Regions from separate parts of the Mus musculus genome. Here region 2 is linked to region 1. The links are chromatin loops, found by intact Hi-C in ENCODE. Cell type or tissue: left cerebral cortex. All regions are shown on one strand.

What was found. Peaks named below come from ENCODE experiments on the same cell type or tissue, not always from the same donor. Only the 100,000 strongest peaks of a DNase experiment are listed, where the experiment ranks them.
Region 2: a loop joins it to region 1, with 2.4 times the contacts of the local background. A loop is called at or near these places in 7 of 42 quality-filtered maps.

Annotation. Positions count from the first base shown.
Region 1 is chr4:101,504,628-101,509,627 of GRCm38, reverse strand. It overlaps a transcript of Dnajc6 not described here. Among named protein-coding and RNA genes, the nearest start is that of Dnajc6, 43 kb to the left of the region's middle. In left cerebral cortex, a CTCF peak has its summit at 3,108 (motif pointing left); DNase peaks (open chromatin) are centred at 115, 474, 1,671 and 3,094; H3K4me3 peaks cover 1,817 bases; H3K27ac peaks cover 1,954 bases.
Region 2 is chr4:101,644,500-101,649,499 of GRCm38, reverse strand. Leprot (leptin receptor overlapping transcript) reads right to left here and starts at 1,717. Exons shown (of 4, transcript NM_175036.4): 1 at 1,675-1,717. The coding sequence starts at 1,690. In left cerebral cortex, CTCF peaks have their summits at 1,709 and 1,932; a DNase peak (open chromatin) is centred at 2,169; H3K4me3 peaks cover 2,169 bases; H3K27ac peaks cover 2,619 bases.

The DNA of each region.
Region 1 (5,000 bases):
TGATTTTGAATAGTTTGGCCACATAGGAGTTATTTGTCCATGAGTGGCGGCTGGCTAGGAGACAGAAGAGAACTGTCCTCTATGCTTTCAGCCCGGCCTCACACAGCTGTTTCTTCCTCCCTGGAACTGCTTAATTAAAATTTAAGCACCAAAACCACATGGCTCAATGCGTGAATGTGAAGGGTCCAAAGCCTCTGAGCTGATGGTGCCAACAACCCCAGGCCCCACCCAGTCACTTTTAAGGCGCGATCAGAGAAACCCCGGATCCATTAAGACACTGCGTTGCTTCTGGTAGACTGGAAAGCCAGCCTCGCCCCTGGCATCCATCACACTGTAAAAGACTCATGATCACTCTTTGCTCGGGTGTTTATGGGTGCATATACCGCTGTCCATCACCAGGTAGAAATCTTTTAACAACCAGAGGTCAGACTCCTGTGGGGAAGGCCACACCTGCTACGGGGCATGCAGGCAGGCAGGGGCTGGGACGAGCGGTCACCTGGCACCACCGGCCTGCACCTGCGCACCTGCCCTGCCAAGGGGAAACCACAAGGCCCCAGGAAGCTTCGGCGGCGCGAGCAAACTGAGCAGCTGCGGAGAAGCACGGCCTGAGCTCCAGGCTGCGGAGATGTCGGCCCCTCGGCAGGCACCAGGATCTAGAGAATCAAGGATGCAGAAAGAAGTGCGACCCTGAACCACGTGTGTGCTGGGGCGAGCTGGGGGCTGTTGCCCCTCCCCCCGCTGCGGCAGAAATTTCCCAGGGCCCCGGCGGTGAACCCCGAAATCCTCCAGAGTCCTTGGTTGGGGGGCTTTCACGTCAATCTGTTTCTGTCCTTGCCCTCCCCTCCAACAGAATTCATGCTGGTGGGTTTTTTTTTTTTTTTCTTTTTTTAAAGGCAGTGAGGGGTGGGGGGCGGGGAGCAGGGGGAGTTTGCAACAGAACATCCCTGTGCAAGGTAAACAGTTCTGAAGGTCAGCGACTACGACTCCCTGCTGAGCCCTCCCAAAGAAGATGAACGAACGTTCATCTGGATATTCTCAGTCAATGCCTCTCTAGAAAACCCGAACTGTTTTAAGAACCACGATCTCCAGCTATTCCAATAATTGGCTGAAACCGTACATTTTAATAATTAACAATTATAAACACTCCCAAAATAAAAGTATCAAAATTCTGGAAGCGATTATAAAGAAAACTGTGAGATATGTGTACTTGGCCAAGATTAAATAAAGAATAAAAATATATTTTTAGTAACGCAAAAAAAATGGAAAACTGAATGACATGGTATTTAGAAAACAGTCACTTAAAGAGGACATATATTACATAACTAAAAATTACGAAGATACATCAGTAATCAAAGCAGCCAGCCATCAGCACAAACTAAGCACATTCACGTCGTGACATCTCCCCCAAGCGTCTACCAGCCGCCCCTCTGATGTCAGCCCCTTACCTTTATTTTCAGAATCTTTCATTCTGTTTTCTCCCGCTGCTGCACGAGAGCAGGCAAGTCCGGCTGACTCTGCAACCCCTGACTTTGGATTTGTCATTCACAGACAGTCAGCGATCCCGGGGGCGAAGTCCCTCAACGCAGGAGCAGCCAGGCTATGATAATAGCATACAAGTCAGCGTGCAGGGTTATAATTTTGCTTATGCTGAAGCGGAAGGGATGAGGATGAAGGCAGACGTAAACACGACTTCCAAAACATGGCATGGAACCGGATCTGGAGCCTAGGTTTGCCCTTCTTCCTTCCTTGGAGTGAGGATCCAACTGCTTAGTTTCTTCTTGCTTCCAGAGAGACTTGGTTCACGTTGCTCTGGGAAGGGCTGCGCTGTGGTCTGGACTTATTTTCAAGTGACTTTGGGAAGGATGAAGAACCCTGAGCGTCCTCTTTGTACTCTTCGCTGCTTCATTTACTCAACAAAAACTCTGGGTGGGTCAGGCACAGCTCTACATCCTGCAGATGGAGCAGTGTACAGGAACGGACCCCCAGCTCTGTTCTCAATGGCACCACACAGAGGCAGTGGGTGCCCTACAGTGGCCCATGTCTACTTCGAGGACATAGGTTCCTAATGCTGCTTCACCAAGATATAAGCTGATAAGCAAGGAAGCTTTGCACACCAGCCTGTGTCAGTGACTCAGCCAGGACCAGGTATGAGGAAGCCAGATCAGTAGACCCCTCTACTGAGAGGCAAGGAAGTTTCCAGCAAACCTTTTAGTCATTCTTTTCGCACAGAATTTTGTATCATTCTGTAACCCGGGTACATCACACCCTTCCTCTGTCACTTACTCAACAAACAGTCATTTTTGGCAGGTATTGTTTTACCTGTTGGAACTCCAGAGGATAAGAGCAGACAAGTCCCTGCCCTCATAACAATTTTTACCTTTAGGTGAGAGCATTCAGACAAGCAATATGAAACCATAATGGGCGGCAAACACTGTGAGGAATAACGGCACATGACAATGAGGTAACTAACAAGTGCCATTTTTAGACACGGTGGCCAAATGAGATGACATCTAACTTACTGAAAATGGGTCGGCATTATCATAGTCTTCTAAACATCCTTACTTAACATTGGGGCTGGAGCGTGGCTGATGGTACAATACTTGCCTAGCATATTCAAAGCTTGGCCCTGGCATTGCCTTGCAGCTCTTTATCTCCTGCCCGCCCTCAAAGAAAAAAGACTGTAAACTGCTTTTTCAGGTCTAGTGAGATGGCTCACTATGTAAAGGTGCTTGCCACCAAGCCTGACTCTGTCACCTGAACTCAATCCCTGGTACCTACATAGCAGAGAGAACCACTCAAAAAAAAAAAAAAAAAAAAAAAAGTTCTCCGCCCTCTATACATACACCACAAGACACATGTACACAAAAATCAATAACTTTTTATGTAAATTTAAGTCTTAATTTTTAAGTAAATAAATCTTTAAAAATAAAAGAAAGGGGCTAGAAAGGTGGCTCAGTGGTTAAGAGTACTAGCTGCTCTTCCTGAGGATTCAGGTTGGATTCCCAGCTACCACTCCACAGTTTACAACTGTCTATAATTCCAATCCCTGGGGATCTAGTGCCCTCTTCTGGCTTCCATGGGCACCAGACATGCACATGATACACAGATATATATTCAAGCACAACACCCATATACATCAGAATCAGTTTTGAAAAATAAAAATAATTTTTTCATTTCTTTTTTTAAGATTTATTCATTTATTTTATGTATATGAGTACACTGTAGCTGTCTTCAGGCACACCAGAAGAGGGCATCAGATCCCATTATAGATGGTTGTGAGCCACCATGTAGTTGCTGGGAGTTGAACTCAAAAACCTCTGGAAGGAGCAGTCAGTGCTCTTAGCCACTGATCCATCTCTCCAGCCCCAATTTTCTTCATTTCTAAACCCTCACAACATTCTCTACTAGATTTCCCCTCGCTAGTGGCTGATTGGTTGATTTGTTTGTTTCCATGACAGACTGGAAAAACTGATCTCCAGAGAGATTAACGCTAATGAAGTACAGAACCCATGTTGCAAGAAAACCAACAGAAGGAAATCCTTTGTTGCTTTCACCCCTGGAACTTGCTATTTAAATACAGTATTGACACAGAAGATGATGTGGTGGGTAAGATGCTAAAGACCCCTCTGCCATTACAAACTGAGTGGTGTGGGGCCAACCTCTCAAGAATCATTTCCCCGCCTACAAACAGGAGCGCATCGCCTGCCCTGAGTGTGTACCAGGCTGCTGGGAAGATGAAGGGAGAGAAGAGATGCAGAACTTGGTAAACCAAGCACTCTGTCACTGTGAGGCTAGCCGCTTGGGCACACTTATAAGGTGACAATTTTAAGTGTTCATCTGCTCATTGCTGCAGCCTTGAGCCAAGTATGGCCACAAAGAGGAAGTTGCCTTGGACACTAGAGGTTCCCGAGTGGATTTTTAGCCATTTAAATCTGAAGACTCCCTGAGAATTTGGAAATGTTTAAGCATTTGGTTTTGGGTCCCATTACTCCTTAGCAATGCATAACACCTTTCTGTTCATTAGAAGCTGGGGGCCAGCGAGGGGAGAGTCAATGAGAAAGGCCGAGATCTTGCCTGCCTTCTAGATGCCCCAGAGATTAAGGCTTGGTTCCAAAGCAGGGCTGTGTGGGGGATGGTAAATCTTTTAAGAGATAGGGTACCCTTGGGGGTCTTTCGGCCACTGAGAATATAGTCTCAAAGGAGATTGTGGGACTGTAACCCCTTCCCCTTTCACGGTTCTGGCCACAAGATTAACTGGTTTTGCTTTGCTGTGTGATCCCCCAATAATATGCTGCTCACCACTGACCCAAAGCAATGTGTCAACCCTATTAGGAACAGAAGTGAAAACAAAGCATTTCCCAAGCCAGTGAAATGGCTCAGAGGCAAGGACACTTAATGCCAAACCATACAACTGGAGTTCAAGCTTGGAACCCACCTGATGGAAGGTGAGAGCCAACTCCCCAAATTCGTCCTCTGAGTTTCACCTACACACAGGCATTCATTTGTAATAAATGTCAAAATACTTTTAAAAAATCTTTTCCCTCTGTAAGTTATCTCACACACTTTGTTAATAGTGCCAAAAAGCTGATTATCATAAATGGGTTTGTTATAGCTCCTTAACATTCATTTTATGAGCCTCAGGCCCATACAAAAACAAAAAACAAACAAAACAAACCAAAAACAAAAAACTGGGTATTTCCTCCTCCAAGGACTAAATCAAACCGTGCCCAGAAGGAGCACTTCGGGGGGCTGAGATGCTGCAGACCCCCTGCCCCGCCCTTTCATTCAATAATATTCCACAGTGGTGGACAATGTGTTCTATCTTCAGGAGCCTGCGGCCTCCAGTTACCAAATCAGGCAAACAGATGCCAGGACTGGCTTTGAATAGAGGGGGCAAAAGGGCTCTGAGGCAGAATAGACTGGGTCCAAATACGAGCTGTGCCATTTACTGATCCCTAGAGAAAGTTGGGACGCATTCTTGTTTCTGCTCCAACTGTGTA
Region 2 (5,000 bases), 140 kb before region 1:
AAATTAAGGCGTCTCTGAAGAGAACAAACTTCCTTGCCCAGTGCTGCTATGTCTATACTACTGCTTGGCTTGCAGCTACGGCACTCCAGTTTCTCTTACTTTTTAAAAAATTACTTATTTACGTTTATCTATCTACTTGTAGCCATGCACCATACTGCGTGTGCAAGTGTGGAGGTCAGAGGATAACCTGTTCGAGTTGGTTCTCTCCTTCAACCAGGTAGGTCCCAGGGATCAAACGCAGGTCTTAAGGCTCGACAGCAAGTGCCTTTCCTACCAAGCCATCTTGGGGCCCTCTGCTTCAATCCTTACTTTGTGCTTTCCCCCTCCCCCCTTATCTGAAGGACATCACACAAGGCAACCTTAGATTGATAACATCTGCTAGTTGCAAACAAGGCCACACCCTCATTTGGCAGCAGGGAGTTACAACTTAAAACATATCTTTTGGAGCAACATGATTCCCTCCACTATATTATCTCTATGTTCTCAACTGTCAGAGCACACATCATTTTCTTACACAGCAATATAATTATTTTCGGCAATCAACTCAGTCCAAACTTCTCACTTATCTTTTATCCCAAGTCTCCAGCATAGTTTCTCAATAACAGTTGAATTATGGGCAAAGTTTTACTTCCTTGTGCTCTTGTCTACTTCATAGCCTTTGTTCCTTTTCACTACATAGGCCCATAAATTACTGTTGCTACTTTGTACTTTCTGTCCAGGACTGAACACTCTGTAGTAGTGAGACACAATTTTACATGCTTTCTACACTGTCTTCAAATGGATACGTCATACAGTGGACATTGCCCAAGTAAACCATGTTTACTTTGATTTGAAATACAAAAGTCCCCCCAAAATGGTTAGCTATGTCTGTTACTAGTTGTGCACAGATAATGTACAGTGCATCCACATGAGTATACACTGTATCCATCTTACAGATGTTGGTGAGTGGGAAGGTCTTTGTGGATAGTTTTCAAAGAAAGGAAGTCCAACACAGAGATAAATTAAGTCTTCTCTGTGCGGATGACCAGAAATCCAAATACCAGGAAGCCTTCCAGTAACTTTGTCCCCACCCAACGCCCAAAGCTCTGCATTCACACAGATCAGGGTGATAATCTTTCGGTACCCTCCTTTCATCACCATTCAAGAACACAAACAGCACATACTGCTCTGTTCACAGACCAGTAAACACTCAAGAAAAGTCTTGTTAAAATCCCATCTAATTGCAGCCCCAAGGTTGCGTCGAATAGGGTATTTCTGGTTACTTTCCAAAGTGCCACACGCCCGAAATTATTCTGCCCAGCGAGAAAAACCGTAAGGGAACAACAGGACCAAGTTTCCAACACACATCCTGGACACAAAGGCTCCTCTGTAAGCCACAGGAAACTGCGGCGGGGCAGGAAGGTGAGGATGTGGGACCCTGATGTGACCTACGGAGAACTGAAAAGCCCAGGGGACCACTGTGGAACGTACAGCCCACGGGAGAAGCCCCCGCCTGGGAACTGACGGGCGTGGGCGTGGGCGCGAGCGTTTATAGGCTCCGCAAAACACCTCTGCCGCGCATTCGGGAGGCCGCGGTCTGCAGGAACTCGCACACCCGCACACAGGCTGCTCGCCATGCAGCCTGGAGCCAGGAGCGACCCCACCCACTAGCCGCGGGCGAGGGTCGCAGTGTACCTTTAACGCCCGCCATGTCTCTGGAGCTGGGGCTGTCGCTGCTTCCGGCTTTCTCCAAAAGCCGCCCACACCCAGACTAGCCAGGGCCGGCGCGCGAATCCAAAGCCCGGCCCGCCCCCTGACGGTATTGACTTCCTACCCAACCAACGGAGCCCCGCCCCTTCATTAGGCCCCGCCCCTGATTTTAGACTCCGCCCCATCCCGTGGCTTCCCGCCCCCAGAAGCCCAATCCCACCATCCATGCAGAACCTGATTCCTACTGGTTTAGAATTCTGCCAATTACAACCTCACACCCAATTATGCCAGATTCTGCCCTACAGGCACTCAGTATTTCCTATACTGGTTCTGATCCCTGCCACTCTGAGCTCCTCCTCTGCCGGGCCCGGTTCCGCTCGGCCCACAGTTCCGCCACTCTGGCACATAATCCTGCCTCCAGCTCATGGAGACCCTCCCCCAACGCCTTCCTCCACTTCGCGGACTCCGCCCCCAGTTGGCTGAGCTCAGTCCCTGCCAGCACGGATCCCAATCCGCCATGCAGAACTCCACCCCATTGGACTGATCCCGCCTCCGCCACTCATAGCTCGGACTCTACTGGTCCTACTTCCTGCCACTCAGAACTTCATTCCAGTAGTCTCCCAGTTTGTTCAGCACCGCCCCGCTGGCCGGGAACTCCGCTCCTAGTCTCAGCCCCCTCCCACTTTGATTACTTCAGAATAACTCCTTTATTTTAACTCTTCGGGGGATCCTGGATTCTGAGACATCTCAGCCCTGTTTCTCAATCTGGGGTCCATCCCTTCCTCACTGTCGTGACTTGGGGCCCAGGCTCTGCCTCAGGAGATTCTAGATGCTCACCATCACCCTGGCTGGCTGTTAGGAAACTTGCCTGAAAGGACTGGTGGAAAAAGTGGGGCACGGGATAAGGATGGGGAGAGGTTACCTTCCAGGACGACTCTTCCTGTGTGCCTGTGTGGTTTGTTTTGAGAGTGTGTGGCTGATATAGTAGAGATCGGGAGTGAGTGACAGCACCAGAAATCAGGATTAGAGATATCCCTATGTAAGATCTTTGACTTTTGTATAGATTTGCTTGCTTTGTAGCAAACTACATTAACATTTTGTGTAAACTACCGCGTCCGTCTATCCCCCTCATTCATTACAAACTCTGTGGGTCCGGATTTCTTTAGGTCCTTAAATAAACGCAGGCCTGCAAGTAACTAAGGCCAATTTTCACTCCTCCAGATCCATCTTATTCTTACCTTCTTCAGTGGAATCTTCCTTCATCTTAGAAACCATCCAGTAGTCCAAGTCCTCTACAGAAAGCAGTTCAGAAAGAATAGGAACTGAACCAAACAGCTCTTTAGACAAGGTTAGAAAGTCAAAACCCACGAAGTTCTAAACTTAAAAGGAAAATATGTATATACACATATATATGTATATACATATATATATGCTTAATCTGCTAAGAACCTAGTATACAATCAGTGATTCTGAGAGGCACATTTGCATAACTTACCACAATAGAGCAATTGTTCTCCTTTAGACTGTTAATACTATTGTAACCATTACAACAAGTTAAGCCATTGTACCATTGAGAGTGTGTACAGGATGAAGCTTGTACACAGGGTCTGCAGTGTCAGGCATGTGCCAGCATCATGGACAACGTACCTGGTGAAAATGGGGGATTATGGTGCCTATAAAAGCACTCAGAAAATTGCTCTGCCAGACCTGTGTTTTTAACTTCTCCTTTATAAGCACTGAGATCTGTTAGTGAGGAGGTAGGTTTTTCCCACCTTAAATAAAGAGATTATGTGATGTAAACCGTCCCACTCTCCTTCCACCCTCAACCACACTGTTTGTTTCTCTCCGACTGCTTTCTGCCAACAACAACTGGACTGAGTACTTTACCTGAGAAAGTGGACTTTTCCTGTGCCAGATGTTGCACCAAAAACCATCCTACTCACCAATTCCACATTTCCACAAGAAGAAAAGCCACTGGAACCTGCATCTCCCTCCGACCAGCCCCCTCCTATGTTACTCAGCTGTTTAACCTGGGCCACTGTCTGACTGCCTGTGACTAGAGTAGAGTCCTTAAGATGAATCTTAGGGTTTCCTCCTTGAGTTCAAGTATCAAAGGCTACGAACTAGATTTTATTATCACCACTTTACAGTCGGTGCAAGGTTTGTATATGCTTGGCCCAGTGAGTGACCCTATTACGAGGTGTGGCCTTGTTGGAGTAGTTGTGTCACCATGGGGGCTTAAGACCCTCACCCTAGCTGCTTGGAAGTCAGTCTTCCACTAGCTGCCTTCAGATGAAGGAGTTGAACCCTCAGCTCTGCCTGCACCACGCCTGCCTGGATGCTCCCATGTTGCTGCCTTGATGATAACGGACTGAACCTCTGAACCTGTAAGCCAGCCCCAATTAAATGTTGTCTATATAAGACTTGCCTTGGTCACGGTGACTGTTCACAGCAGTAAAACCCTAACTAAGACAGTTGGTAAAACTCAAGCTCAAATAGTGACACGGAACAGGAAAGCTGAGACCAAGTCTTGAAACACTAATGCAATTAATCAGTTGCTTTCTTCTCATAGTAGATCTTATGCCCAGAGGAGGCAGGGGTTGACAGTGAGGAGAAACAACAGTAAAACCTTATCTTAAGAGAGTTCAAAGCAATTCATTGATTTCATATTAATATACATATTTACTAGTGTCTCATCTATAGCATATACCAAGGGTTGATTATATTAACTCTGGGAACAAAAAAGGGGTGATCCCTTTACCATTCATAAAGTTTCATGGCCAATACAACTATAGCAAAAGGCAGGTTACAACATAAAAAAATCATAGCAAATTTATTTGATCATAGTTTGAAATGACACAGAAGCCTGCAGGCTGAAGAAGACTCAAGAAGTCTGTGTGTACTGTGCAATCTTATGTTTAGGTTTGATGAAGCATTGGCAGCCACACAGAAAGATTATGGGCCAGAAAGAGACTGGCCGAACAGTAATGGACTAAGAGAGGAATCCAAAGGGTCTGTCTATTCATTCTTCTTGGTTGCTCTGTGCAGCGCTCCCTCCAGATATGGCACAAGACCCTTCCCTGGAAAAGAGACCTTGTGATCTACAGAGAATGAGAGAGGACTTCAGGTGGCCAACTCTTATGGCAAAAGGGAGGAGATTGGGAGTGATTTTCGTTTTTACATCTGGCTTTGGGGAAAAGGTGTGGTTTCAATGACCTGCCTTGGCAAAGATGAATTCTAGTCTCTATGATCTGCCTAGAAAAGAATGAGAGATACAAGAAAAGAAGAAGGGAGATAGGAGAAATTTGGGT